Linked DNA regions of Mus musculus: regions 1 and 2 are each linked to region 3. A link is a loop called in an ENCODE intact Hi-C map of the cell type or tissue named here. Cell type or tissue: heart. All regions are shown on one strand. Each heading gives the region's core, and the rest is flanking DNA. Links, peaks and the distances in the headings are about the cores only. Region 1 holds the start of Chchd5 (coiled-coil-helix-coiled-coil-helix domain containing 5). Region 2 holds the start of Zc3h6 (zinc finger CCCH type containing 6). Region 3 holds the start of Slc20a1 (solute carrier family 20, member 1).

Region 1 (10,255 bases), core at 855-8,854, 65 kb after region 3:
GCAGTCTCTACATGGTCCACCCTTTAATCTCAGCTCCAAACTTTGTCTCTGTAACTCCTTCCAAGGGTGATTTGTTCCCACTTCTAAGGAGGGGCATAGTGTCCACACTTCAGTCTTCATTTTTCTTGAGTTTCATGTCTTTAGGAAATTGTAACTTATATCTTGGGTATCCTAGGTTTTGGGCTAATATCCACTTATCAGTGAGTACATATTGTGTGAGTTCCTTTGTGAATGTGTTACCTCACTCAGGATGATGCCCTCCAGGTCCATCCATTTGGCTAGGAATTTCATAAATTCATTCTTTTTAATAGCTGAGTAGTACTCCATTGTGTAGATGTACCACATTTTCTGTATCCATTCCTCTGTTGAGGGGCATCTGGGTTCTTTCCAGCTTCTGGCTATTATAAATAAGGCTGCTATGAACATAGTGGAGCATGTGTCCTTCTTACCAGTTGGGGCATCTTCTGGATATATGCCCAGGAGAGGTATTGCTGGATCCTCCGGTAGTACTATGTCCAATTTTCTGAGGAACCGCCAGACGGATTTCCAGAGTGGTTGTACAAGCCTGCAATCCCACCAACAATGGAGGAGTGTTCCTCTTTCTCCACATCCTCGCCAGCATCTGCTGTCACCTGAATTTTTGATCTTAGACATTCTGACTGGTGTGAGGTGGAATCTTAGGGTTGTTTTGATTTGCATTTCCCTGATGATTAAGGATGTTGAACATTTTTTCAGGTGCTTCTCTGCCATTCGGTATTCCTCAGGTGAGAATTCTTTGTTCAGTTCTGAGCCCCATTTTTTAATGGGGTTGTTTGATTTTCTGAAGTCCACCTTCTTGAGTTCTTTATATATGTTGGATATTAGTCCCCTATCTGATTTAGGATAGGTAAAGATCCTTTCCCAATCTGTTGGTGGTCTCTTTGTCTTATTGACGGTGTCTTTTGCCTTGCAGAAACTTTGGAGTTTCATTAGGTCCCATTTGTCAATTCTCGATCTTACAGCACAAGCCATTGCTGTTCTGTTCAGGAATTTTTCCCCTGTGCCCATATCTTCAAGGCTTTTCCCCACTTTCTCCTCTATAAGTTTCAGTGTCTCTGGTTTTATGTGAAGTTCTTTGATCCATTTAGATTTGACCTTAGTACAAGGAGATAAGTATGGATCGATTCGCATTCTTCTACATGATAACAACCAGTTGTGCCAGCACCATTTGTTGAAAATGCTGTCTTTCTTCCACTGGATGGTTTTAGCTCCCTTGTCGAAGATCAAGTGACCATAGGTGTGTGGGTTCATTTCTGGGTCTTCAATTCTATTCCATTGGTCTACTTGTCTGTCTCTATACCAGTACCATGCAGTTTTTACCACAATTGCTCTGTAGTAAAGCTTTAGGTCCGGCATGGTGATTCCACCAGAGGTTCTTTTATCCTTGAGAAGAGTTTTTGCTATCCTAGGTTTTTTGTTATTCCAGATGAATTTGCAAATTGCTCCTTCTAATTCGTTGAAGAATTGAGTTGGAATTTTGATGGGGATTGCATTGAATCTGTAGATTGCTTTTGGCAAGATAGCCATTTTTACAATATTGATCCTGCCAATCCATGAGCATGGGAGATCTTTCCATCTTCTGAGATCTTCTTTAATTTCTTTCTTCAGAGACTTGAAGTTTTTATCATACAGATCTTTCACTTCCTTAGTTAGAGTCACGCCGAGATATTTTATATTATTTGTGACTATTGAGAAGGGTGTTGTTTCCCTAATTTCTTTCTCAGCCTGTTTATTCTTTGTGTAGAGAAAGGCCATTGACTTGTTTGAGTTAATTTTATATCCAGCTACTTCACCGAAGCTGTTTATCAGGTTTAGGAGTTCTCTGGTGGAATTTTTAGGGTCACTTATATATACTATCATATCATCTGCAAAAAGTGATATTTTGACTTCCTCCTTTCCAATTTGTATCCCCTTGATCTCCTTTTGTTGTCGAATTGCTCTGGCTAATACTTCAAGTACTATGTTGAAAAGGTAGGGAGAAAGTGGGCAGCCTTGTCTAGTCCCTGATTTTAGTGGGATTGCTTCCAGCTTCTCTCCATTTACTTTGATGTTGGCTACTGGTTTGCTGTAGATTGCTTTTATTATGTTTAGGTATGGGCCTTGAATTCCTGATCTTTCCAGAACTTTTATCATGAATGGGTGTTGGATCTTGTCAAATGCTTTTTCTGCATCCAACGAGATGATCATGTGGTTTTTGTCTTTGAGTTTGTTTATATAGTGGATTACATTGATGGATTTTCGTATATTAAACCATCCCTGCATTCCTGGAATAAAACCTACTTGGTCAGGATGGATGATTGCTTTAATGTGTTCTTGGATTCGGTTAGCGAGAATTTTATTGAGGATTTTTGCATCGATATTCATAAGAGAAATTGGTCTGAAGTTCTCTATCTTTGTTGGATCTTTCTGTGGTTTAGGTATCAGAGTAATAGTGGCTTCATAAAATGAGTTGGGTAGAGTACTTTCTACTTCTATCTTGTGAAAAAGTTTGTGCAGAACTGGAATTAGATCTTCTTTGAAGGTCTGATAGAACTCTGCACTAAACCCGTCTGGTCCTGGGCTTTTTTTGGCTGGGAGACTATTTATAACTGCTTCTATTTCTTTAGGGGATATGGGACTGTTTAGAAGGTCAACTTGATCCTGATTCAACTTTGGTACCTGGTATGTAATGCATTCTTTATTGGCTGTCTTCTTGACTCCCTTCCCCACTCCCTACCACTGTTTCTGGATTCTGACTGAGACTGTACCAACAGTGCCTCGTTCTGAGACATGGCTTCCCTTCGAATCAAGACAACACACAAACCTAGAGAAGGAGGAGGTCTCCAAGCCATAGCTTTCCGGCTTTCAATTTTTAATGTTTATTTAACGAGAAGGGGCCTCAGGTGGCCCAGTCTGGCCTCAAACCATGCAGCAAAGGACGACCTTGACCTTTTGATCCCTGCTTCTGTCTCCGCACTGCTGTTTTCAATAAGATCAGTATTTTTATGTCCACTGCCCAAAGTCCATGTCTACTGCTCAACTGGTTCTAATTCAGCAGTGGAAGAAATGTGCTATTTATTGCTCCTCTGCCACGTCTCAAGAGAACAGTGTTACGGTGTAGTGAATGTAGGCTGTGGGCACTAATGGTAGGCGGGGCATAGCCCACTGGCATGTGTGTGGAAAGCTGGGCATTGTGGTTCACACCTAGAGCCCTGGCACTCAGGAGACGGCTGTTGAATCTGAATCCATCGAGGTCTACGTAGTGAGCTTCAGGACTGCCTAGACTTACACATTTATCTGGTTGACTACGAGTGGGAGGGAAGCCTACCTCCAACACACAGACAGCAGGGCCAGGGAGGGCTGGCTGAGTCATCCTACTCCTGAGCCTAGAACAAGAGCACCCAGGCCCCTCCTGAGCGCTCACTTGGCAGACCAAGGAAAGCCGGGGGATGGATGAGTAAGCTTTCTCTCATCGCTCTTCTCCCTTTCAATACTGAAGGCTGGAATCAGAGCCCAGTACTCAGTCTTTATTTATTTAGTGTCCTGATGTCCAGGAGCGCCAGACACACAGCAGGGCCCTCAAGACTCCAAAACTCTTGTCACTCTTCTAGGCGAGGACATCAAGTGGGACGGTCAATCATGTCGGTTTTCTCAAAGTCCAAGGGGTTGTCAGGAGGCAGGCAGGGGCTGTGCCTGTGGAGAAAACATATCCGCAGTTACTGGCCTTGAGACCTCTGACGGGGAAATGAGGTAACACAGCGGGTGTCTGGAGGGAAAAGGTGCCAAGTGGTGGCCTTGGCCACTTGCCATGAGAACAATTTGACCAGGATAATTGAAACATGGAGCTGGAAGGTACTGTTCTTGTTTTTTTTTTTTTTTGTTTGTTTGTTTTGTTTTGTTTTTTGTTTTTTGGAGGACAAGAGACAGGGTTCTTAACTCTAGCCCAGGGTAGTTTAGAACTCACCAGTACCCCAGGCTGATCTATAACTCACTTAATGGAACTCAGGCAATCTTCCTAGTTCAGCCTCCAAGTGCTAGGAATCAGGCTTGTGCCAGCATTGTTACAGGTGCAGGGGACCCAGTGGGTAAACATCTCTCACTCTAGAGAACTTCCTTTCAAAAGAGGAGGGAGAGACATGCAAAGAAGACAACTAACTAGTCAGCTGGTAGGAAATCCTATGCACCAAGGCAAAGAGCGTTAGTCTGTGCGGGAACAGGGAGCTTCCAGACTGTCAGCAACAGAACCACGAGCTCGTCCATGAAGGCTTTCATGTCACATGGTAGCTGAGGGCATTTTCATGTGAAGATCAGAAAACAGAGGAGGCCTACATCTCATTGTCCCCAATTAGAAGGAAAAGCCAGCATTGTGATGTCATAGGCATGAAGAAACAGGACGGTGGAGAAATTGGTGTTTGCCCTTCCCGGTGCCCTAGAGAGCCTGGAGCAGGAGAGGAGACAGGAGACCCTACTTTCCATTCTGTTTTTAACTCTTACATTTACTAATTTATGATGGGGATGCTTGCGTGGAGATGTGCATGCCCAGCAGAGGGCAACCTTGCAGGAGTCGGTGATAGAACTCAGGTTATCAAACTCGGCAGCAAATGTCTTTACTTGCCAAGCCACCTCCCTGCCCTAATTTCCATTTTCAAAAGCAATTTCAGTTGCAGGGAAGAGGAACTGTGGGGTCGCAGGAGACGGAGAAGAGAACAGCTTCTTGCCTAGGAAGACAACCTTGAAGGAAGAGGGGCCCAAGAGATTGCTCAGCACTCGCTCCTTCTGCAGAGAACCTGGGTTCAGTTCCCAGCACCCGGATGGTGGCTCACAACCACCCACAGAAACTCTAACCCCAGGGGACTCTCAGGGATCTGAAGCCCCCTCCTGACCTCCATGGACATCACACACACACACACACACACACACACACACACACACACACAGTCCACATACGTGCAGGAAAAACACTGATACACATAAAATGAAAAATAAAAAACTAAAGTTAAAAACAAAGGAATATAAGAGCTTTAATGTCCAGATGCCAAAGACACTTGAAAGAAATAAATGTTCCTATGAGATGGCTAAGTAATTAGTATAAACAATATGCAACCATCCCTGAGCATTTCCTGTGGAGAATTAAAAGTCCTTCTGGGCAGTTTCTGCTCCCATAACCTAAATCTTTCGTCTACCCCTGTTCTATACAAAACCAAACCAAACCAAACCAAACTAAACCAAACAAAAAGTCAATGAATATCAGATATAATAAGAGGTTAACCTCTAGCCAAGAACTCTCCTGAAGCATGAGATCTAAGGGAAATGATAGGGTGTGGCCCGGGATGCAGGGAGCTGATAGAGCTTAAGAGCCAGGGAGCAGGAATGGGGGGACAGAGGAAGCTTTTGGGGAGACATATCCTGTACACAGAATAAGAATTAGACAGGAGATGGATAAGCAAAGCAGCTATGCTCCTGAGCACCCGTACATTTGTCCACTGAGGATGGAGTATGGAGTTTGAGGTGGAGAGTGGAGAGGTGGGACCAGGTCACCCGGGATGCAGGCTGCACTGGGGTGAGAGCTGGTCTGGTAGAACAGAAACCACAAAGAGCTTTCTATGCAGAAGCCAACATGCTAAGATGTCCTCTGAGTCCATTCTGAGACCATCACATAAGGACTGGAAAGGACAAGATGAGCCAACACACTAGCCCAAAAGAAGGCGAGAAAGAAAAGGCAGAGCTGCAGGGACAGAGAGCCCAGAGGTGCTCAGATGAGGGCGGTCGAAGGTGTGAACTTTCCCTTGGAGAGATCCAGCAAGAGCAGCAAGGGAGGGAGGGTTTCTCACGCTTTCCTCCATTTCTGCCAAATCCAGAACATTTTAAAGACTTTTTCCTAATGGCTACATCAATAACAGTTTAGTATTTCAGACATATTGTATATGTATTTATGTATTGTATACATTAGCAAGATCCTTTTCTGTGCACCCCTCCACCTCACCCCCTCACCCCTACCAGCACAGCTGGAAAGTAGTGAAGGGGACACAGTGGCTGAGGAAAGGAAGAACACAGGATCCAGTAAGAATCAGGGACTTTGTTCCAGTGTGAATTGGTGGCCACCAGAGAGTTTTAAGCAAGGGATTATCATTACTAGAATCCAGGTCATTATATGGAACACAGAGGGTCTGGCAAGCCGGGGAAAGGCTGGGGCAGGTGCCCTGGCAGAGGGGAGTGTGAAAGGTGGTGACAAGCAGAGGCATGTCCACTCGGGGACAGAGAACCATGGTTTTTAGATTCTTGGATGCATAGCCAAGGCCATGTATGGGAATGGGGCTGGGACTGGTTCTGGAAGGTATTTAAACTAGAAAATGAAGGGAGTTGTGAAAGGAAAAAGCTACGATCAAGTTAGCCTCCTTTACCTCTCCAGTTGTGGGTGAACTTGGTGGCTGCACCTGCTCTGCACACTGCAGGAAGCGGCGCATGTGTTCAGCACAGTTGCCCACTGCTGCCTCATTCAAGCGAAGACACTTCTCAAAGGCTTCAAAGGGCTCAGCACAGGCCTGGCGGATCTGGCGGATGATCGGGCTGTGGGGGGTAGGGCATTTTAGACCCTGAAGCATTCAAACCCTACTGCCTGGCACCCTCTAGCCCCCAGTTGTACACTCACTGGGAGGACGTGCAGCGAGCAATGCTCATCTTAAGGTGGTGACAATCTCGATGCCACGACTCTGGCTTGGCTGCCACACATTGGCCATACTGATCCAGCTCTCGGCTGCAGTATCGAGCAGTGACTTCCAGGGCTGCCTGCCTGTGGGACAGGGTAAACTGAAGATAATCTCAAGAGAAGGCAAGAAAGAGTTCTGATTTTGATCTGTGATTGGACTAGTCTGGATTGGGGGTGGGGGGTGTAAAGATCCTGTGATAGGGACAACCAACGAGGGGCAGAAATAAGCGCCGATCCCTGCGCGTTGTGGAACAAGGTGGGATTTCCCGGGAGATCGTGGAAGTCCTAAGACAAAAAGTCTGGCTATTGTGAAGCAGGCCTGGAGTCTTGAATTCAGTCATTTCCCGTTGGGGACCGTGCAGTCTGACAAGCATGATCTAGAGTTATAGGGAGTTGTAACTCACATCTCCAGGCGAATTCAAGCGCCGATCAGTCAGGGAGAAGAGACCCGCCTTTTCCGGTATCAGGTTGTTATGGCGGCGCCCAACCCAGACCTCCTGGCCTCACTCTTCCGGTCGTCGAGCGTCCCTGCCACTCATCCCACATTGGTCCAACCTTCATGGCTGTGTCCTGCTTTGCTTTCCGCCTCACTGCCTATCCGGGAGGAGGCCCCTGTAACTACTTCCGGTCCGTCAGCTATTTTAGTTTATTTACTTCCGGCTTGTGGTGGTCGCGTTTAGTGATCACCGGAAGCAGGACTTCGGCCGTGATCGAGCAGCCAGGCACAGAGCACCAGAGCTGGTTCCCTGTAGGTCAGATCTACAGCCGCTCGCGCTGCCACTTTCCCGGCTGGAGTTGAGGCCACCGGCCCGCGTGACTATGGCTCGGCACACGCTGCGGCTGAGGCGGCAGCTGTGCCCGCCGCTGCTAGTTTAGGAACACGGGGATTGCCCTCTCAGGCTGAGCTACCAGTGGCTTTCCGCCACTGCGTATTCTCCTCCTGACTTTAGTTCCAACTTGACGGAAAGGAATGATCTTAAACGCCACATTGGGCTTCCCATCCGATTATTCACTCAGACATGTCCTTTTCCTGCCATAGGTGGTAAAGGCAGGATGAGAGTGGGTTTTATTGCTTGCTCCTTGCAATCGTGCACAAATTATTTTCTTTGTAATTTCCTTAGGTGGTGTTTGCACCCTCTCCACATTTGCCTTCAGATTATAGGGCTAGACCTGGAAGTTCATTTCCCTGTAAGGCTAAATATTCCTCATATGGAGAGGCCTAAGCTAGAGAAAATGAGCGGTAAGGTGATTACCTTAGCACGCAGTTGTAAAATGAGAACGACTGCTTTGGCCTTCATAATATACAGTGACACTTTCATTTTTGGGAAACTTGACACTCCACACTTCTAGTTTCCTTTTGTCTGGTTGCTGTCAAAAGAGTCATTAAGAATGGAATGGAGAGAACTAGATAACCCTAAGGTTTGAAGTGAAGCGGATCTGAGAAATGCAGGTCTCAAGAGTGCTTCTGTTACTGGGGTTCCCTTCTGGGGAGCTCATTAATGAAAGAACTTTAAAAGGTACTCATTTAGGACAATCAAGGGCAATGTTATTGGTCTGAGAGAAAACACCAGGACAGGCACGCTGTAAATGTCAGTAGCCGCTAAGAGGGAGCAGGAAAAGGAAACTAGGGACATGTGTGTGATGTACATGTGTGCAGGCAGAGGCTGGCGGCAGGTGGCTTCCTCTATTGCTTGACACCTGAAGCTTTTTGGAGACAGGGTGTCACTGAACCTTAAAACCCACCAGTGAACATCCAGGAGCTGTCTCCTCATCCCAACACTGGGATTCCAAGTCTGCCCTACCATGCCTTTTCTGCAGGTTTTTATGCAGGTGTTGGAGATCCACAACTCAGGTCTTCCTGCTTGCATAGCAAGCACTTTAGTCAGCCATTCCTTCACTCCCTCCCCTATTTCTTATGAAATCAGGTAACTATCTTATGACGCAATAATTGCTTCTTGAACGTTTGTCCCAGATACAAGAAGTTTATATCTACACACAAGCATGCATGTGGCCTTCCAGAGAAGCTTTCTCTCTTAGTGCCCCAAACTGGAATCAAAATGTCCTTCAAAGTGGATGGCAAAAGTAGGTCACCCATACTGTGGAGTACTATACAGCAATGCAAAGGCATGAACTCACACATACAACTTCCACAAATTTAAAGTAAACTGTTAAGTAAAAAAGAAAAAGTCCATTTCAGAATATGCCATGATTCTATTTACATGTATTTCTTGAAATTATTGAGAATATGTTGAAGGGTTAGAGATAATGAGAGAAGACACAACAGGACAAGCTTGTAATAATGTCCTGTGTGTAACAGCAATCTACCCAGAGGATAACAGTCCATGCAACTAACTATACATAAGAGCACATAAAACTGCCAAGTCTGAGTAAGCGCCCAGGTTGTCTTAATGTCACATAGATTTTTTTAGTCAAGAATCTACAATTTAAGATCAAAAGTTAATTTTAAAAAATTTAGCGAGGTATTGTGGGATATGATGCTAATTCTCACACTCGGGAGGCTGGAGCAGGGAGGTGACTAGTTCACGGGCAACAAGACCCTTAGAACACAAATACTTGGACACTAGATCTGCACACTATCCCCAGCTACGATATTGTGAAGAGACAGAGAATAGGTTGTGCGGGTCTAAAGTTGAGCTGTTAACACAGGGGAAGGATCAACCAATTCAAGGTGTTCTCCTTATGAAAAAAATTCAAACACCCATTCACAGGGAGCAGTACGGCTGTGTAAGATGTTATACACAAGCACACACAGAACCCTAACAAGCACGGAGAAACGCATACAGAGGTTAGCAAAAAGGCAAAGGAACATAGTTACTCAATAATCAGATACATTCAGCCTTAAAGGAGGAGGAAGTCCCACCATGTTCAAAAACACGGCTGAGCGTAGACGAGGTCATGCTACATGAAAGATGCCCATCACACAGGACGGGTGCTGCATGATCCCACCACATGCGCGCGCACGCACGCACGCACGCACGCACGCACGCACACGCACGCACACACACACACCACTCAAAGGTGCACAAGGAAACTTTGGAGATGATGAATCTGTGTAGTGAAATTTATAGGAAACCTTTGTGTCTGGTTTGAGTGAACTGTTTCAGCAAAGCTATGTCTAGGTTAATAAGCAGAGGTTAAGAAATTGTTTTGAGACGTTTGAACCTTGAAGAAATGTTGTCTTCCTCCAAAGTCTGCACTGTTTTCAGCTGCACAGACCTTGGTACTAAGACACTCCTGGCAAACCTGGAGTTCTTGCTCTTGATTATGGCTAGCCATGGTCAAAAAGGGATTTGTGTGGGCTGTCTGCTCTCTCGGACAGCAAGGGCAAGCAAGATAACTCTGGTAGTTGGAACCTTTCCCGACCCAATTAATTTTGTATAATGACTGGATAAAAGTAACTGCTATGTGCTAGCTGGGGTCAGTCTTTTCAAGAAGGCTGAGCTCCTTTGCTCCTGTGGAAAATGGTTAGCATCTTGGTGAGCTGCTCTCTCTACTGCAGCACTCAACACT
Region 2 (10,255 bases), core at 1,243-9,242, 230 kb after region 3:
CTAACCCCTCTGGCCACACTGCTTCCACTTCCTAATTCTTCCCTTAATCCTACCAGGCTCATCCTGAGTCCTGGCTTTTTTTTTTTTACCTATCATTCCATCTGGAAAGCTTTTTCACAAATGTTCTGAGTCTGGACTCCTCTCCTATTTCATAATTTTGACAAATACTTTTTTTAGTAAGTGGTTACCTAATAACCCTACTGAAAATAGAAACATCCCACAGAACTCACCTCACTCTCAAATGCTTATCTAATATTTAACTCTTTATATTATTTCTCTCCAAATAAAATATTAGTAATGTTTTATTGCTGCATATTCATGTGTAGAGGAGTAATTATTAAATAGTACATTCGTAATGTTTACCAAAAACAACTCCAAAGCCTTCTCACTTTCCTGTAACTTGCTTTTCCTGGCCCTCAGGCAGCATACCAACAACACACAGCTGAGCACTACTGTCCTGCTTACAAATTCTGATGTGCTCTCCATATCCCATTAGGGATGGGTTTGGCCCTAAATTTATTCAAAACTCTTCCTCATTTTTCCAAATAGATCCCAGTGTCTATGCATTAACACCTTCCCTGTGTCTGAACCTACTGTGTCACTTCATTTCCCTGTGCTTTCTCCACACACACCTCTGATGGTACTTGGCCAAACTCTGGTGCAGTCTCTGGTCAAGTTTTCAACCCACTAGGAGATTAGGAAACTTGTTAAATTACTACCCTTCTGGCCTGCTGGAGTCTTGTTACTGCTTAAGAGGAAATAAGCTAAAAGGGAGGGAAGTAAAAGATGAAATTGTTCATGAAGAACAAAGAATAACCTCCAACTCAAGGAAAATATTCATATGTCTTATCAAGTAATAAATGAGCTCTAAAGTCTTATACTAGGTTCATATTAAAATCTTTTCCTCCTGTGCAGACCCTGAGTAACTTTTTACCATTAACATATTTTAGAAAACTCTAATAGTTACTAGGGTTTCGTTATCTTTCCATTCTGCTGTAGAAGTGTCTGAGGCAGGAACTAGTATTTAACCTTCAGCAATTGCTTGCAGGATTGGGATTACAGCTCAAAGGTAGAGAGAGCTCTTGTCTAATGGCATGAGGCCATAGGTTTGATATCAAGCATCATATCAAACTTGTTTGGGTTAACATCCAGATGAAGGATAAAGTTAGATGGGTGAAGTTAGGCTGAAAGAAGTAAATGAAGGACTGGAGAGATGGCTCAGCGGTTAAGAGCACTGACTGCTTGCTCTTCCAGAGGTGCTGAGTTCAACTCCCAGCAACCACATGGTGGCTCACAACCATCTGTAATGGGATCTGATACCCTTTTCTGTTGTGTCTGAAGATAGCTACAGTGTACTCATATAAATAAAATAAATCTTTAACAAAAAAGAGAAGTGAATGAAAGAGAACTGAGTGAAAGGGAGATTATACCTTTAACTTTCTCAATTCTTTCTGCTTTATTTATGTTTAGAAACTAGGCTCCAGACTTACGCACAAGAATCTAACATTCTACCTATCTACAAGTTTATGGGTATTATTATATTTATAGTACCTTATAAAAATACTTCTTGCTCCAGGCATAAAAATATTAAAGGAAAGCACACCGACTAGATAGTTGTGTTTGTTTGTTTTGGGATCCCCCAGATATTGGCTGTTTGGAGACAGGGTCTTACTACATAGCTCAGGTTGGCCTTATACTCATTCCAGCACTCCTCCTTTCGGTGTCCAGAGCGCTGGGATATAGGTGTGCACTGACAACACCGACTCTCAAATAGATAGTTTCAAAAGGTGATTTTTCATATATATATTACATATATATATTATAGTAAACAAACACAAAGCACTCACCATATAAAACATGTACAAGAAAATAATTTTAAAGCAGCAACATATTTTATGAATTTCATTTACATTTAGAACTTCTCCCTTTTGTACATTCTATTTTAATTTGTATAAAGTCAAAGCAGTTATAAATATGAGATTTCACTATTTTCCTGAATGCATATTTTAGTTTTTAAAAGTGCTTGAAAATAATCTTTGTAAAAATACCTAGACTATGCAAAATTTTATATACTTTTCACATATAATTCGTATAAACATGTATTACAGTATAAAAGTTATAATGTAGAAACATGGACTGCTTGAGGAATCCATAGATTATTTTCTCCCAAGTTTCTTTAGAATCAACTAGAAACCTATAAAAATACAGGTAGTCACAAACCTACCTACAGATTTCTATGAGCTGTTCTTCATTTTGTATCAAACAGGTCTGATTAGATAAGACTGAGAAACATTTACCTAACAGCTCATAACTACATGGGAAATTTCTAAAATTTATGGGCCCCAGTCACATCAGTGGAACTGCCCTGCCCTTAAGCACCCCTGTCCAGACTGAAAACCACTGCTTTGGTAAGGTTTAAACACTTCTGTTATCCACTAAGAAACTCAAGTTCACAAAGCTAACTGGTTACAGTCCTGGAAAGGGCCATTTCTGTAGACCCCCTGCTCTGTGGGATTTCTTCCTTCTTTCCTTTAGCCTAGGCTCAAATAGCAATTCTCCTTTGCCTCCAGAGTGTTGGAATTATACATATAACTCACCACATACAGATAGTGCAGTTTCTTGATGTAGTTCTTTCCACGTCAGAGGTTTTATATATACATCTATATCTATATTTATGATTCACAACACCACCTAACACTGGCTAAATTAAAACTGAGTTGAGATACTTTTGGGTCTAATTTAAAACAAAACTATTGCTACTTATCATTTGCTCCTCCTACTAATCTATATCCTTTAAACTAAAGTTTCATTTTAACTTCTAAGTCAGTATTTTAAAACTTCAAATTCTACTTTCTAAAAAACCCAGGGTTTGTTGTGTAGGGCAGGCTGCCATGAACATGCCACCTTCTTGTCTCAGCCTGAGTGTTGGATTACAGGTATGTATTACCACACTGGACCTCAAACTCTTTTCAAAGTCTGATAGCAGCCAGGCATGGCAGTGCACACCTTTAATCCAGCACTCTGTAGGCATAGACAGGCTGATCTTTTTGAGTTCTAAGACAGACTGGTCTACATATCAAGTTCTAGGCCAGCTAAGGCTAAGGAGACCACCTCTCAAAAGGGATGGGGGTAAGAGAAAACCATGGTGTCATTGTTCTGTAGAAGCATTATTTTGATTTCTAAACTTGGTGACACGTTTTATTATGTAAAATACATATTTCTACATATTCAAGTTACACTATCCACTAACATGAGATTTCCTTTCATATTAATGAATTTTAAGTACATCAAGTCACTGGCTTATCAATAGACTTCTCAACATTATTAGTTAATTCTAGGACCTTCACTTTTAAACTTTTTTTAATAGGGCAATATTGGGCTATGAGTGTAGCCAAGTGTTAGAGTACTTGCCTATCACACAAGAGTCCTTAGGTCCATTTGACAGCACTGAAACTACAAAGGTATCATCTTTTTTAAAAAATCATTAAAAATGTCCAGTGCAAGCTTCTGCACTTATGTAAGAGCACTTTTTACTATCTAAACCTTGCTACATGCTTCATTGATGTCTTTCTAGAGAATTATCATTACATTAGTGAAGTTCTTAGGATTTTTTTAAATCCCTTTCAAGGTTGCCATATATTTTGGCATTTAAAATTTCAATGATTTTTGTTGGTTTTTGTTGTTGTTGTTTTGTTTTGCTTCCTTTGTATTTAGGGAAGGAAGGTGAGTGTAATGCTTTATCAAAAGCATATGATATTTATCAGGAATTCTTAAGTCTTATGGGCCACACTAGAACACAATGTATCTGAGACTATTCACAAAGCAATGTGAGGATGTCCACTTTCAAGTCAATATTCTAAGTAGGAATCAGCTGAATGAGATTTGGCACCAGGAGTTTTAATAAAAGTCCTCCTCTGACACCTTTAAAAATTTGTTTATCAATGTCAAGAGTATATTCTGTAAATGCCACCAAACCTTTGAATGGTGCTAAGAATGTGCCTCTCAGAGCACAACAAAACTAAAACTGGAAAATGAGAATCTCAGCTAAATAGTCAAATATTTATTTAGCACCTAGGAAATCAGGTAAAGCTAAAACTCTGCAGTCTACTTGTGTTAACGTATTTAATATGAAAAACTGCCATTTCACTTTCCTGGAGGTTATAGGACTGCGGCAGACACATGGCCTGGGAGTGGGGGATGGGAGGGAAAGAGACTCCCCAACCCCCTCCAAAAAAAAAAAAAAAAAAAAAAAAAAAAAAACTAAACATGTTTATTTTCAGAGGTAGACTCGGGTCGGAGGCAAACATCCACTAGGCCTACTACTGAGCTTTTGGGGCCGGTTCCAACGGGGCTGCCAACGCCGGTCACTGGCCTGGCGGGCAGCGGCCGCAGCCGCGCCGCCGCCCGCGTGGCGCCGACGACTGAGCCGGGCCAGGGGCGGGGGGCTCGCACGTGCCCGGCGGGGGCGGGGCGGCGAGAGCGACGGCGACCCCGGCTCCGGGAGGCGGGCGCGGCCGCTTCGGCCTCCCCCGCGGCGGCCGGCAGGCAGCGGCGGTGGACGAAGGTGCGCGTCACGGAACCGATGGAGCCACACAGAGACGTCTAAGTCATGCAGGAGGCGCCCGGCCCCGGCCCGCTCCCGCCGCCCCGACCCCTCCTCTCATCCGACAGAAAGACAGACAAGAAGGGTTCCCGACCTGTCGTGCCCTGCATGTTCAGAGTCTGTCATGTTTGGTCAAGAACGGGGCGGGGCTGGAGGGCAGGTCTGGAGGCCGGCGGCGGCGGTGGCGGCGGCAGCGGGGCGCGGGGAGGACCCCTGCGCCGCCTGCGGGCAACCCTGTCCCCGGCCGCCGCCGACAGGTGACGAAGTGGTAAAAACTCACGGTTACTAGTGAGCGACACAGACACAGACTTTCCAGTCTATTAACAACCAACGCCAGAGAGATGGGGCTCTAACTGCAAAGACTGGGCAACGGCCCCGCGCTGCCGGCGCTGCCGCTCTAGTCTGTATTCGCCGCCGGAGGCTGAGGCGTGGGAGCCGGCGGGCGGCGTGCAGCGACGCGGGGATTTGGACAGTGGCCGTAACGGTGATTTCTCCTCACCAACATGGCGGCACCCGAAACAGGCGGCTCAGAAAATGGCGCCGGCCGCAACACCTTGCCCGGGACTAAAGGGCAAGTGGAATTCCTCCGCGAGCCGCGGCCCTCTCCCAGCCCGCCGGTGCCGAGCGCACTAGCCATTGGAGGAAACTGCCCGTCAATCACTTCCAGGGGCGGGCCTTTAATACGCTCGCTGCGGCAGCGGAGGCAGCAATCTGATGGGTGTGAGGCCAGGGATGCGGTTCGGTGGCGCGTGGAGTTATATCGGGCGGGGCAGGTCACCCCGCCAGGCCTGCTGTGTCCACCAGGTCCTCTGTGCCCATTTCTCGATGTTCCTGCGAGACTCGTCGTCTAAGGCTTTGGAGTTCCGGACTCATCACACTGTCCCCCTCCACCCCGCCACCGTTAACTGCGCGACAAAGAAAGGAACCCAGGACTGGCGGTTTTCTTTGTTAAAAAGAAAGAAAGAAAGAAAAGCTTTCTTTGTTGCCGAAAGAACTCGGAATCATCCTTAAGCCCTTAAACTTGTAGCTGTTATGTCTCCGTAGTGTAAGGAAGACTGCCTGCCATGCAACTTTTTCTGATACTAAATTCACCCAGTCCTTACTTGACGATTAAAAATAGCTATTGAGGTAATTAAAACATGATCTTGTGTCTGTTAGCGGTTTAGATGTGGAATTCATTCGAGTATTTCATAAGAACAAGACTTCATTTCTTCGTATGTCCATGGCCTTCAGACGTATTTCCATATCCTTCAGAAATAGTCTTGAAATGATGAGTAATGTATACTTAGTTCTGAAGGAAAGTTAATTTTTTTTATTAAAATGATAAGCTTAAATGTCCAATATTTCTAAATACACGACGTCTTTTGTCTTTGATGTGTAAATAACGTGCATTCAAAGAGCAATTGCGATTAGATAAATGTGAAAAGAGAAAAAAAGTTATTTAGTTGAATGCAGCTATTGACAAGACTTGAACCCTGACAGATCTTCACGGCCCATTATAGGAAACTTTCAAAAGGCACATCTGTTTTAACTAGAGAAGCAATATTATTAGTTTTTGGAACTAAAATGTAAAGCCTCTTCATTTAATCGTTTTACTAGGAACAGTGAAAGGCTTTTGAGGTGTAACAGCTGCTCTTCACAACTGCATTTTCTGCTTAGACATTAAAATAATGATTTAGGATTTGAATTTGATTTTTTTTTTTAATAAAAAGAAAATCTTTGAACTGGTACACATTTGAGTATTGCTGTTTTCAAATTCGTTTGGAAGTTTAAACGCACACCAAAATAAATTCTGGGCATTAGCTTACTCAGAAAAACAACTTTTGAAATGTTGCCTCCAGACAAAATTAACATACTGACACACTTGGAAGGTCCAATTGTTGGCTATCTAGGCCAACTCAAGCCACAAGGAAAGGATTCCCTGTGGTGTACTCTATTTGTAAACTTTATATACTTTATAAACCCTCAAGGCAGGAAAGCCACAGCTCTCAGCTGGCTGAACACAAAGCAGTCAGGCCCCGCACCCAGACTTCCCTAACAGCCCTAAAGGTCATCTTCTAAGGGCTACTGCAGTCATTCATTCGCAACCTGAGCTATGAAAGTGGCCAAGAAAGTGCCCTACAAGAAAAAAAAAAAAAATCCCGCCACCCCCTGAAAAGGAAGTCTCATTAGTCCCTGGCTTGTCACAGAAACCAGTTCCTGAGCATGAAAACCAACAAATCCCTGAGCAGAAAAATTCACCAATCCCTGAAAATACCAAACTCTGGACTTGAAATCCCAACAGTCCTCAGCCTGGAAAACTGGACAGCTCCGCCCCCTAAGAAATCCTATGGAAGGCCTGCCTTCAGCTCAGTCAGGGGCTGTTTTCTCACCTGAGCAGAGGCAGCAGTCCTGCGGTTTTCTCTCCCAATAAATCCCTTGTGTGAGGTTTGTTGTACTGTGTGACTTTGTGCCTCCCAACTGCGAGGATACCTTTCCTTTCAGACCTACAACATTTCCATCATCCGCAAAGAGTATTTCCTCGCCATTTGTTACCCTCTGTTGACCTCAAAATAGAAGATAACCTGGAATCTGCTCAGCCCTTTCCTCTTTAAAAGAAATCGCTTGTAGACTTTAGAATTTAATTCACCTCTGAGATTACTAAATTCTGTGACCAGAGCTCATTGATATTTTTTAAAGCCATCCCTGTACTTAAAACTGAGAGTTGCACTCTTTTATATTTAATATTCTGAGTATATAATAGCCACTCGTTCTGTGTATGTTGGGGCAGCTGTGTGGAAGTACAAGGACAGCTTGCAGGAGGCCATTCTCTCCTCCCGCCATTTTCTCACCCAGGCAGAGGCAGCCACCCTTCTGGGTGATTGACCTCAAGACATTCAGAGCTTGGTGGCAGGCAGCACTCGGGTTCTCAGCAGCCCCGGAACTGATATCGTAATAGAACTTTATGACTTTCCCTATAGATACCTTACACCTTTGATAGACTCCTCACAATCGGATACTTCTGCTTTCATTGCTGTGTAACAAGCTATAATAATACACTGTTTTAACTTATAGTTTGGAATAGGAAACATTTCCAGAATCCTACACATATTCAACCCATGCTCTAACAAGAGCTAAACTCCCAACACAAGGGTTTGGGGTGTTTGTTTGTTTTCCCAGTCTAATCCTTGGATTCTAGGTTCTCATTCTACACTCACTGAGATTTCCAGTACTAGTGTGTGGGAACCACAGAGGTCTTTGAGCTCTCAGATAAGCACTAGGGAAAGCAGGAATGTTAAACACACAGGGTTGTCCCTTAAAAGGGAAGGGTGCATAACCTGTTATCTGCCCAAAAAGCTGGAATTAGATGAGGTTAATAGTCAGTCAGTCTGGTTACCTTTGAGCTAACTGTATGGCCAAGATCATACCAGATTCTCCTCTCCCAAGACCTTACCATAGGCTTGTCAATCTATAGAAAGTGTATTTATGGAAGATGTCACATATAGTCAATCTATAGAACCTAACTTTATGGAAGATATCATATGTACTTTACAAAGAGTTCAGTGTAGTCATGATTTAAGCTTTATTGTACACATGGGATTGAATTAATTATCACCAGTAAAGTTTTCACCAAATTCTGGTGTGCTTAAATATGCCTAAAATAAACTCCCTGGGCTTAGACTCTCAAGGCTTGGACACTGGCTACTTAGTCATGTGGAGCTGAACTACCTTCTCGCCTATCTTGGATCATCACTCTCCTGGCTATGGTGGTCCCAGAGATCCTTGAACTAGGGCACCCAGTGCGACATTAATAGACACAGTCCAGGAGGATGGTCCTGTCCTGTTTCCCAGGTTTCTACGGGATGACAAAGTTTTCTCTTTAGAGAAACATGTTTTCTTCCAGTAATTTACTATGAATTCTGTACCTAGTTTGTTCTTTCATCTCTTGAGATGCTAAGTATTTTCTCTTTTCCTTTTGTGTACTATTTAGATTGTACCCTAAAGCATATTCAAAGGTATGGTTGTGGTGAGTTTAGCTTTTGAAGCTATTGGCAACAGTGTGTTGGAATATATGAAGTGGGAGAATGGTAAAGGCACCTTTCAACGGGATGTATCTGAGCAGCCTGTAGAGACTGCAGGATGGAGTCATTAGAACCTGAAGATAGCTGAACTTACAGCAGAAAAGCGTCTGTCAAGATCTGCGATGCTGGGTAAAGACACGAAACCATAGGCTGGGCCATCTTGCTGCTGTCCTGCAGTACCAACTGTTCAGGAGGCTGAGGCAGAAAGGTCCTTGAAGCTCAGGCATTCAGGAGCATCCTGAAGAATACAAGAAGTCCTTGACTCACAAAAACATTTTTTTTATTTTTTTTCCATTTTTTATTAGGTATTTAACTCATTTACCTTTCCAATGCTATACCAAAAGTCCCCCATATCCACCCACCCCCACTCCCCTGCCCACCCACTCCCCCTTTTTGGCCCTGGTGTTCCCCTGTACTGGGGCATATAAAGTTTGCAAGTCCAATGGACCTCTCTTTCCAGTGATGGCCGACTAGGCCATCTTTTGATATATATGCAGCTAGAGTCAAGAGCTCTGGGGTACTGGTTAGTTCATAATGTTGTTCCACCTATAGGGTTGCAGATCCCTTTAGCTCCTTGGCTACTTTCTCTAGCTCCTCCATTGGGAGCCCTATGATCCATCCATTAGCTGACTGTGAGCATCCACTTCTGTGTTTGCTAGGCCCCGGCATAGTCTCACAAGAGACAGCTACATCTGGGTCCTTTCAATAAAATCTTGCTAGTGTATGCAATGGTGTCAGAGTTTGGATGCTGATTATGGGGTGGATCCCTGGATATGGCAGTCTCTACATGGTCCATCCTTTCATCTCAGCTCCAAACTTTGTCTCTGTAACTCCTTCCATGGGTGTTTTGTTCCCAAATCTAAGGAGGGGCATAGTGTCCACACTTCAGTCTTCATTCTTCTTGAGTTTCATGTGTTTAGCAAATTATATCTTATATCTTGGGTATCCTAGGTTTGGGGCTAATATCCACTTATCAGTGAATACATATTGTGTGAGTTTCTTTGTGAATGTGTTACCTCACTCAGGATGATGCCCTCCAGGTCCATCCATTTGGCTAGGAATTTCATAAATTCATTCTTTTTAATAGCTGAGTAGTACTCCATTGTGTAGATGTACCACATTTTCTGTATCCATTCCTCTGTTGAGGGGCATCTAGGTTCTTTCCAGCTTCTGGCTATTATAAATAAGGCTGCTATGAACATAGTGGAGCATGTGTCCTTCTTACCAGTTGGGGCATCTTCTGGATATATGCCCAGGAGAGGTATTGCTGGATCCTCCGGTAGTACTATGTCCAGTTTTCTGAGGAACCGCCAGACTGATTTCCAGAGTGGTTGTACAAGCCTGCACTCCCACCAACAATGGAGGAGTGTTCCTCTTTCTCCACATCCACGCCAGCATCTGCTGTCACCTGAATTTTTGATCTTAGCCATTCTGATTGGTGTGAGGTGGAATCTCAGGGTTGTTTTGATTTGCATTTCCCTGATGATTAAGGATGTTGAACATTTTTTCAGGTGCTTCTCTGCCATTCGGTATTCCTCAGGTGAGAATTCTTTGTTCAGTTCTGAGCCCCATTTTTTAATGGGGTTATTTG
Region 3 (10,255 bases), core at 783-8,782:
TGCACTAGGTCTTTCTGTCAAGTCAACAGACTTGCAGGAACTATTCTGGGCTCAATATAGGAAGGAATGAGACAAAGAAGTTAAAGCTTTAGTTAGAAAGGATGTGAACCTCTCACTCAGTTACATGGAGACAGGAAAGGATCCCTCATCTGTTACTGAGGGATTAGTGAGCAAGTGAGAGACAGAGGGGAAGAGCCTCCAAGTCAGCACTGTATTAAATATCATCCATGACTCTTGACCATGCCTGTCCCACCCATACTCTTTAAGCTGGGAGTGGGAGCACACATCAGTAATTCAAGAACTTGGGATGTGAATGCAGGAGGATCAGAAGTTCAAGGCCAGCCTGGGCTACTTGAGACTGTACAGAATAATTATTAAACATACACAACTTGATATTCCAATAACACAGTGAGAGTAAAGATACTTGGCATATGTCAATCAGAGGTTCTGGGCACTGAGAACCCCCCTTTGCATCTCTGTTCCCCCTTGCAGGAATGACCACTAAACAGTTTGCAGAGGCTCTCCAGAATCAGAATGATCGATTTCCCAATAATCAAAGGGGTCAGAATAAACCTTTAAAAACCATGAAACCAAATAGCATCCTATTAGTTATTCTGGTTTTCTGGTATGTCAAGAGATGCACAGCTCTAACAGCAACACTAAAAACTATGATTCCTGAATCCTGGAGAATCAGATTACCCTATGCTACAGATAAGGGGGGGGGGAGGGTCAGGGGAACTCATAGCATACCTGCTTGCTAGATGAAAGAATACCATATCTAGAGGTTGCACATCAATGAACTATTTACTCAGTCACACTGTGCCAAGCTAGAGATATTTATAATGCTCCACACGTGAAACACATTCTGCCAGACACCTAATGGTAAGTATAGGATCAGGAAGGAGTCAGGGAAGGACTTCTATTGAGAGAAGTCATTCCCCAGAGACTCCGAGAACTAGATCAAGAAGCAGGGAGTCTAAACACACACCTTCCATTAAGATAAGGTACCTATCTCCCCTCACTCAGATTTCTGCTGTTTAGGGGAATTTTAAAAGAGCTTAACAAAGGACTGTTAAGAGCCACTCACCCTAGAAAATAGGACAACTCTGTCTCCTGAGAAAAATTCATTTATTCTTACTGTAATTCAGCCCAGAGTCAACAAAATCCCTTGTTGTCGACTTTTTTTTTTTTTGTGTGGAGCCAGGCTCAGTCTCCATGATAAAAGAAATTGCACTAAGTCTCTCAAAAGGGGTTTTCAAGTAGTCAGGAAACTCAATGGCTTCCTGTTTTTTTAAAGCAAAAAGAAAACAAAACAACCCCCCCCCCAACAACTCATCCCTACTCTTCTTACTGAGAAAGTGGAGTCCCTACAAGTAGAAAGCCTCCTCTAGAAACTTCTATGTACTTGACAATCAACATGGGAGAGGAATTTAAAAAGGATTCTGTGACCTGTTGAACTAAAAGGTTACAATTCCACTTGTCCTGAATGTAGTGACCTAGACAGACAGAGCCACCTTAAACAATGTTCTTAGTTTTCACTCCCAGTCTCTTTATTTCTTGGCAGACCATAGAACTACTCAAGTTTTTCCTTCCTGAATGCCCTCTGGGGCATTAAAAACTTGCTTCTTTCACAGAACTCCACAACATACAGGAGGTATACAGAACAAAGAACTTTTTAGCTTTTCAAAGCCACATACTTACATACCAGTCACATCTGAGAAGAATACCAGTGAGTTTGAACAAGACTGAATGTGACTCATGAAAGGTCGCAAGTAGAAAGGTTACCTTACGGAGGATGAACGCACGAACAAGGAAGAATAAAATTCCAGACATAATACCAGAAAGCAGCGGAGAGACGAACCACGACATCACTGGAATAGAATACAAAATGAAGTGTCAGGTCTGGAAAGTACGTTTTTGTTAACAAGACCCCGAAATGGTAGGTGCTCCATTTCTGATACTCTTCAACTTGCCCCTCCACTTCACTCCCACTCCACGACACACAGCAGCACACAACGAAAATAAAACCATTTAAAATTCAACATACCAATTTTTATCAGTTCAGACCACTTGACACCCTTCTGCCCATTTGCCACAAGGGAGAAACCAATGGTTGCACCGACAATACAATGGGTCCCAGAAATCGGAAGCTTCAAAAACGAAGCCACGAGCTGCCACACAGCAGAACCTGAAACAGAATTAATCAGATTTTGTCAGGTAGATGGCAAAACTGTTACATAAGCAGTGCGTCCTTGCGGAGAGAAGGTTCAAGACTGGAGCGAACATAAGGTATAACTACAACTTACCAAACATAGCACTGACGGAGCCAGCCATGAGCAGATCTTGAGTTTCGTTGTACAGCTCCACATCTATCAAGCCGTTCCGGATGGTTTCGCTCACTTTGGCCCCCAGCAAGGCGGAGCCCACAGTTTCGAAGATGCTAGCTAAGATGCAGGCTTGCTTCAGGGTCACTACACCTGAGCCTACAGCTGTACCGAACGAATTTGCTACATCATTGGCTCCCACGGAGAATGCCAAGACAAATGCAATGATGAAGCCCAGGATGAGCATCCATAGATTGTCATACTTCGGTGGAGCGGAAGCAGTAACAGCAGCTAGGGTACTAGTAATCGTTGCCACAGTAGATTCCATTCTCTAGTGTAGTGGTTCTTTAAATAATAAGAGAATTACTAAGCGGCTTTTGAGATGTGTAAACGGAATGAGGTATCAAAATGCTATAATAAATAGTATATATTATATAAAATTAAATACTGTAAACTACGGCACGGAAACCGAGCTGGGGAGTTACTGCTATACGCTGCTGCGTCTGGGCGTCTGTTGTCTGGGGTTTCTTTGGCTCTGGAGGGCTAAAAGCACGGAGCAGAATTCCATGGCGGATTAGAGAAAGGACGCAAGTTCATCCTGGGGGGACGAAGTGGAAGAAAATAACAATAGCGGCGCATCTCTGGGAAGAGGGCAGCCTGGGACTCCGCATAGTCCCCCCCCCCCCCGCCCGTCACTTATGTCTTCAGTCCCCCAAACGCTGTGCAAGGTGGGGCACAGGGCGATCTCTGTGCTCCCCCACCCCCCACCCCGTCCCGCCCCGCCCCGCCCCACGAGTTCTGTTCAGTCTCCGGCCGCTTGCCCGCGCGCGCCCTCCGTGGATGATCGGAAAAAAGACCATTCCCGCGCGCGCCTGCCGAGGACCGCCGAAAAGGCCCGCGGAAGGGCGCGGCGTGCGTGGGGAGGCGGGAGGAGGACAGCAGCGTAGCGGGGTCCTGCAGCCTGCATCCCACCCCCGCCAGCCAGCTCCCCACACCCGAGCCCACTCCAGAGAAGAAAGGACCTTTGCACCACCGGTGCCGCGCCGCCACTCACCAAAGGAAACTGAGGGCCGAACAGAGAGACCAGAAGAACGAGACTGAGGCAGGCTCGAGCCACGGTCGCACAACCCAGGACGGCAACACCGGGCACAGCACGGAGGGACTCTCTACCCACTCGTGAAGCAGCCGCGGGCGCCTCAGCAGGCGAGAGGTGAAAACACGCAACGCGCGCCGGCGGCCATCATATAGAGAGCATGCCGCCGGCTCCTATTTATAGCCGGTTCTGCGCCCCACGTGACCTGCCGAGCCTCGCGCCCGCCCGAGGTCCCGCCTCCGATGTGACGCAACCACAGGCTGGTCGGGCGCGCCTAGCCGGGTGAGCTGGGCAGCGGCGCTGATTGGCCTGGACGTCCCCGGGGCCCCGCCCCCAACGAGGAGCTGGTCCACGTGGGACTGGCTGGCCGCCTCCCTGCAGCCTCGCCCGGGTTATCCTGTCTGCGCTGGCCACGCCGGGTGGCTGCGGGCGGGGACTGTGGGGGAGTCTCGCCCAGACACGCGGGGACTGAGGCCGCCACCAAGGTCGTTCCGAGTTTCTCCCACGCGGGCCCGGGTCAGCTCGGTGGCGACGCGGAAGAGCGGGTGTGCTGAGACTTGCCCTTGGCCGGACCCGATCTGTACCTCGCCCGGAGAGGGTGGAGGGATCTCACGTGGCCACCTCGCTCCCGCAGTCACGCACTTGTGTGAAAACGGAAAGATTCGGGAGTCACGAGGATAGGCTTGCGTTCCCAGCTGTGGCACTGCGCTGAGGGAGAGCCATGGGTCATTAGTTTCCCGGCGCCGGACCTCCGTTTTAGGAGCCCCGGCTATGGCGCAGCGGGGAGGATGTTACTTTGGATTCGAATTCTTAACTCATATTTGCTGCAGTGTGTCACCTTGAACAAACCCTAGGTCTCCTCAAGCCGAGTGCTCTGGAACGAGAAATAATAGCAGAGTGAGAGAGACTGGAGGACGGGTTGGAATTGTGTGTAAAGCACAACAAAGATGCATTTCCTGTCAGCTCATCGGGGCTAGTGGCGACAGGCAGTACTAATTCAGGTATTCTGGTTACAAGTTCTTACCCAGTAAGGAGAATCATATTAGCTAAGATATAAGCATGTGACTGGAACTCAATAGATGTTCAGGAAATGAACCTTCATTTCCTCGTTACTTTTTTTTTTGAATGTGCCTGTTTTAGAATATAGGAAAAGGTTACAGAGGATGTCCTCATCCTGAAAGTTTTCCCATCCCCTTTTGAAATAAAGATTGCTTCCTGGTCCCCTACATGGTATAAGGTTGTAGTTCTGACAATGGATTAGTTCGTTTTATTGCCTAAGCTCAGAACTAACTAGTCACCACTCCTTGGGAGATTTAAGTTATGTGGGTTATAAAGAAACTTAAGAATTCCAGCCAGAAATACCCGGTTTAGAACGCTCTAAAACGCTCTCTGCTCTCCAAAGGTAGGGCAACGAATAGCAGAAACAAACATGTTGTAAATTATAACTTCACAGGAGTGTCCTGTGACCTATAATTTGGTAGACTCAGAATCTCGTATAGGTTATACAGGTCTATTGACCTCAAGGTCATGGCTGGAAAACAACCTTCATGTTCCAGGACACTGACCCCAGTGTGTAATTCTGGCATCTTCAAATGCAACACTCTTTGCCCTTACTTCTTTCCAAGGTCATAAAACATTGAATAAAAGGACTGGTTTGTTAAAAGGTTGTTAGTGTCCTGCCAATTAAAACAATTTTTGAAGTAATTATTTGTGAGGAAATTGCTCATGACTTTGCCCACTGTTTGGATGTGCTTTGCTTCAGTCTGTTGATGACCATGCTTTTGCCTCTTGAAATTGAGACAACCAAGGTGAGCAGCCATGGTGAATAAGGCCCATCCAGGTACAAGAGCAGAATCCAGAGCCAGGTTTGCCAGATGTGAAGGCATCACTGTGGTTCAGGGAGAGTATAGTATTTTGAGACTTGGCTTTATGCTACTTTAGTATCCATGTATTTTCAGGCAGAGACAGATTTCTCTGTCTCTAGAGAGTCCTTACTGTCTTGAAATCAAGGAGGGGGGATGTGATGGTTGGTCAGATGGTTTTAGATTGTCTTGTTTTTTGTTTGTCTTTTGTTTTTGTTTTTGTTTTTTGAGATAGGGTGTCACTGTGTAGCTGTCTGGTTGTCCGGGAACTTACTGTGTAAATCAGGCTAGCCTCGAAATCACAGAGATCCCCCTGCCTCTGCCTCCCAAGTGCTGGGATTAAATTCATGCACTTCTATACTTGGTTACCAGTTTTAATATTCAACTTGACCCACTCTAGAATCACCTAGGAAGAGAGTCTTGGTGAAGGCTTGTCTAGATAGGTCGGCCTGTGAGCAGGTCTGTAGTGGACTGTCTCAGTGTGGAACGCTGAAGTCTGAAAGTATGTGGCACCTTTTCCTGGTATCATAGTTAGGGTTTCTTTGCTATGGTGAAACACCATGACCAAAAAGGAAGCTGGGGAGGAAAGGCCTTATTTGGCTTATACTTCCATGTTGTTTTTCATCATTTAAGGAAGTCAGGAGAGGAACTCAAACAAGGACAGGAACCTGGAAGCAGGAGCTGATGCAGAGGTCATGGAGGTCTGCTGTTTACTGGCTTACTCAGCCAGTTGTCTTATAGAACCCAGACCACCAGCCCAGTGATGTCTCCACACACAATGGGCTGGGCCCTCCCCCATCAATCCCTAATTAAGAAAATTCTTTTTGGCCTACAGAGATGGCTCAGCGGTTAAGAGCACTGACTGCTCTTCCAGAGGTGCTGAGTTCAATTCCCAGCAAACACATAGTGGCTCACAACCATCTGTAATGGGACCCGATGCCCTCTTCTGGTGTGTCTGAAGACAGCGAAGTGTACTCCTGTACATAAAATAAATAAATAAATCTTTAAAAAATTTATTTTCTCAGTTGGGGTTCCCTCCTCTCAGATGATTCTGCACTGTGTCAAATTGACATAAAATTAGCCAGCATGCCTGGTTTTGGGTCCCTGGACTATACAAGAGTAAGGGGCTGAAGAGATGGCTCAGGTGTACTTGTTCTTACAGAGGCCCCGGGTTGATTCCCAGCACCCACATGATGGCTCGCAGTTGTCTATAACTCCAGTTCCAGGGGATCTAACACCCTCTTTTGACCTCTGCATGTACTAGGTATGCACATGGCGCACAGATATAACAGGCATACACATCAAATAAAAGTAAATGTTAGGAACTGGAGAAAGCTAACCTAGCACTAAGCATGCATGCATTTGCGTGAATCCAGTGTGACTAGTTCTAAGCATCTGTCAACTTGGCCTTTCCAACAGTAATGGTTGGAACCTGGAATTAATTGTAAGCTAAGACAAAGCCTTGCTTCCCCAAGTTGCTTCCTGACAGAGGATTTTATTACAGCAGAAGAATGGAACTGTGAGGAACCCTAACTACTACACAAAACGGCACTGGTTCCAGTACTCTTAAAGCTAGGGAAAGGAGTCAGAGAGCCTGAGAAGACTAATCCACGTTAAAACGGAGGCTGTGGTACAAATGTGCTCTCGGGTCTTAGGGAGCCTATTAATAAGTAGTTAGAAATAATTTGAAGCCAGACTGCTTGCTCTGTAGTTCTCTAGTCTCTTGACACAGTACAAATACCATCCTCCACCTGGTTACCTCAGCTCTAAAGAGAAAAGATGGAGAGTCCCCGTTTCACAGGGCTGTTGGAAGGAGTAAATGATCAGGCCGTGTAAGGCTCCCCTAAGGGTACTAGCATATCCAAACACTGGTTTTCTTTATTCAACAACTAGCTGAGAGCAGAGCCCCCACACCGCCTTCCTTTCTCCAGCCACCAAGACCAAGTTGTTTTAAACTTCTTGCTGCAGAAGAGTGACCAAGCAAATCGGCTGCTGCCAGAGGGGTAGTGGCAACAATGAGATACATGGAGTGTGAGTGTCCGTTTTTTTTTTTTTAATATTTCTTTTTATCTTTAAATATGTATATGTGGGTGGATATGTGCTCTTGAATGCCTGTGGTGTCTAGAGGCACCGAATACTCTTAGAACTGAAGTCACAGGCAGTTGTGAGCTGCCCAATATAGGTGCTAGGAATCAAACTCAGGTCCTCTAAGAACAGTATGAGCTCTTAACCACATTTACTTATTTGCAGTACCTGGGATAGAACCCAGGACTTCCATAGCTAGGCAAGCACTCTATTGCTAAGCCAAACTTCAACACCCTGCCCACAGTATCTTTATAAGTTAGTCACTGTCACAAAGCCATGAGTCTGGGACCCCCACCCCCACCCCACCTACTTTGACCTCCAGAGGGCAGAGCAAAACAGCCTGTCTGGCACAGCAGTACACAAAGCTAGGCTGTGTGCACCAAGACCTTCCAAGGCTACAGAATTGCAAACAAAAAGGAAACAATACCACACGTGGTTATTCTGAGCTCAGGGAGACTTAATAGTCAAGGAAATGCATCTGCAGCTACCATTCAGTACACATGAATGTACATCCTGGAAAAAGACTGTTGGGAAGAGAGGAAACCCAAGGGGACATGGGAACACTCACTGTGCAGCCAGAGGCAAGGGCAGTTGCCAAGGCTACCCAGAGGACATGAAGGGAACAGAGGAAGAGAACATCTCTGGAAGAGAAGGTACTCCTTCAGGAAGAACTAGCTTTACAGTCCTTTCCCTTTCCCCATGTAAACCATCAGGCCTGGCCACATGTGTCTTTCCCCAGATAAGTGGGAGAATTATAAAACCTGCAGTGTGCCTGCATGCTTACTTTGTGCCGGGCTCGCTCTGTTTCCTGTCCTGTGCACATGTGCCATGTAAAACACTGTAAGGACTTTCATCTTATTTTACATAGGAACTAAGGCACAGAGCATGAAGTACTTTATCCCCAGAATGCCAGGAAGCCCAGAGGCAAGTCAGGTAGATTTGGCTGCTAACTCTTATTTCCACTTGATGCATTTATCTCTCTTCTACTAGGCTCTTTCATTTACAGCCCGTATTTCAAGCTTTCTCAAGCCTTATTGGAACAGGAAAGAGCTATCTCCAAGATTGGCCCCAGTGGTCCTAGAGTAAGAAGAGGCAGGAAACCAGTGGCGCATGCTCACTCTAGAATAAAGTTGTGCCTTGACCTTGCCTTGGAGTTGCTGAAAACCCTGTTCTCTTTCAGTCTTCCTGGAAAAGAAAACCTGTCTTGCAAGGTGAAAACTTGCTGTGGGGCTGGGGCAATGGCTTAGTGGCTAAGGGCACTTGCTATACAAAGCAGAGGACCTGAGTTTGAATCCCCAGCGCCCATGTAAAACACTAGGCATGGACCACGTGTGTCTATAACAGTATCACTGAGGGAGCAGGGGACAGAGAGGGATCCCTAGAGTTCCATGGTCAACTAACCTAACCTAAACAGCAAACTTCCAATGAAATGAAAGACCCTCCCCAAGCTAGTAAGGTAGAAGGCAACAGAGGAAACCAGTTAATGTCTCCCTCTGGCCTAGACACAGACACAGACACAGACACACACAGAGACAGACTGGCAGACAGAACCACCAGTACTCACTTGGGACGCAGAAATAGGAAAATCATGAGTTCTATAGGCCAGTCTGGACTACACAGCAAGCCCCTGGTTCTAAATAAATAAATTAATTAAAATACCATCAAGAAAAATAATAATTCAAGAAAGGAGCCTGATGTCATCACTTCTCCATCTGTTTTGGATGCTGTTCACCTCTCCATCTCCAGACAAATTCACATCTCCCTAAGCCCCATCACACAGACCAGACAACCAGACCATCAGTGTCTACGTGACTCCACCTTAGATCCCAGGGAACTTGGAACCTGAAACACAGGTAGAGTGCTTTGAAATACCCAGCCACCCAATCTCTGATGTGAAGAGCAGAGTTGAGGTGGATCTCAGGCCAGCATCCTGAAGCATGAACAGTTGCACTTTGTTGGTCCAGTAGTAGTGGGAAAGTAGTGGTCCATGTCACTGTCACCACAGGAGTTGGCCCCCACCCACTCCAGACTTCATGTGCTTCCTTCCTGACGACTCATCCTGTGGTTGCTCCCTTTGGCTTGTCTTCACACACGTGGGTGTGATGTGGCCAAGGATCCAGACAGTGGGAAGGGAGCACAGGTCTTTGACATCCTGAAGTGGTCCAAATGTTCTGGCTCCCCTTTGAGCCAACCTCAGGACCACACACCATTCTCAGATCACTTCTTCTTCAGTGATCAGACCTCAGAGGTCTTGCTTGAGGAGACTTATACTAAGACCCCCTTTTTCTCCAATGTTCTGTTTTCTCAGCTCTTCAACCGAGGTGAGAGGATTGCTGGAACCCGTGTAATGGAGTCTGCTCGTTGTCCCCACGCCCCAGGACATATGGTTTTAGCCTGAGAAAATGAGGGGGTGGCAAGACATGAATCATCCACACAGTCATATCCAGGAGGAGAGAGGCAGCTTTGGGCTCAGCATGGCTTCCCATAGCATTTCCATCATTCACCAAATAGCCTGCTGCGGATCTCCATCCACAAGGTTGACTAACCTGTGTCCTTACAAAACACAGACTCCTTCCTTGCACTTTAAATACCAACCATGAGCACATCAGCAGAGCCAGTGAAGTCAACCTCCTACACTTGTGCCCACTCTGCCCCTGCCAGGCCTGCCACCTCTGGACCTGGACCACATGCCTCCCCTACTTGTGCGGGGATTTATCATTGACCCTGACTTATCATTCACTCAGCAAACACTTCTAGGACATAAGAGATTATGCCAGGCCACTTGTCCCCCAGGCCACCATACCACTGAAGGGTACCCATTTTACTGGCATCCCCTCCAGTCAAATCAGGACCACTTATCCCTTTGACCCTTTCACCTAAAGAGGGTTTTC

The links. A loop is a pair of places that touch in the nucleus more often than their neighbours do. Peaks named below come from ENCODE experiments on the same cell type or tissue, not always from the same donor. Only the 100,000 strongest peaks of a DNase experiment are listed, where the experiment ranks them.
Region 1: it touches region 3 in a loop (4-fold over the local background); 18 of 42 quality-filtered maps call a loop at or near these places.
Region 2: it touches region 3 in a loop (2.7-fold over the local background); 2 of 42 quality-filtered maps call a loop at or near these places.

The regions. Positions count from the first base shown.
Region 1 is chr2:129,126,731-129,136,985 of GRCm38, reverse strand. Chchd5 (coiled-coil-helix-coiled-coil-helix domain containing 5) reads right to left here and starts at 7,286. Exons shown (of 4, transcript NM_025395.3): 1 at 7,129-7,286; 2 at 6,668-6,808; 3 at 6,420-6,585; 4 at 2,874-3,711. The coding sequence starts at 7,130. The coding sequence ends at 3,688. It also overlaps a transcript of Polr1b not described here. In heart, for the core only: a CTCF peak has its summit at 4,572 (motif pointing right); DNase peaks (open chromatin) are centred at 6,645 and 7,275; H3K4me3 peaks cover 2,252 bases; H3K27ac peaks cover 1,939 bases.
Region 2 is chr2:128,962,279-128,972,533 of GRCm38, reverse strand. It overlaps Zc3h6 (zinc finger CCCH type containing 6), which reads right to left and starts at 5,132. Exons shown (of 12, transcript NM_178404.3): 1 at 4,698-5,132. The coding sequence starts at 4,729. In heart, for the core only: no CTCF peak of the experiment used is centred there; DNase peaks (open chromatin) are centred at 4,663 and 5,253; H3K4me3 peaks cover 2,614 bases; H3K27ac peaks cover 3,694 bases.
Region 3 is chr2:129,192,116-129,202,370 of GRCm38, reverse strand. It overlaps Slc20a1 (solute carrier family 20, member 1), which reads right to left and starts at 3,598. Exons shown (of 11, transcript NM_015747.2): 1 at 3,379-3,598; 2 at 2,307-2,922; 3 at 2,048-2,188; 4 at 1,786-1,871. The coding sequence starts at 2,652. Gm39932 (a long non-coding RNA gene) reads right to left here. Exons shown (of 2, transcript XR_866734.2): 2 at 9,057-9,758. In heart, for the core only: CTCF peaks have their summits at 2,950, 3,201 and 4,396; a DNase peak (open chromatin) is centred at 3,660; H3K4me3 peaks cover 3,436 bases; H3K27ac peaks cover 3,459 bases.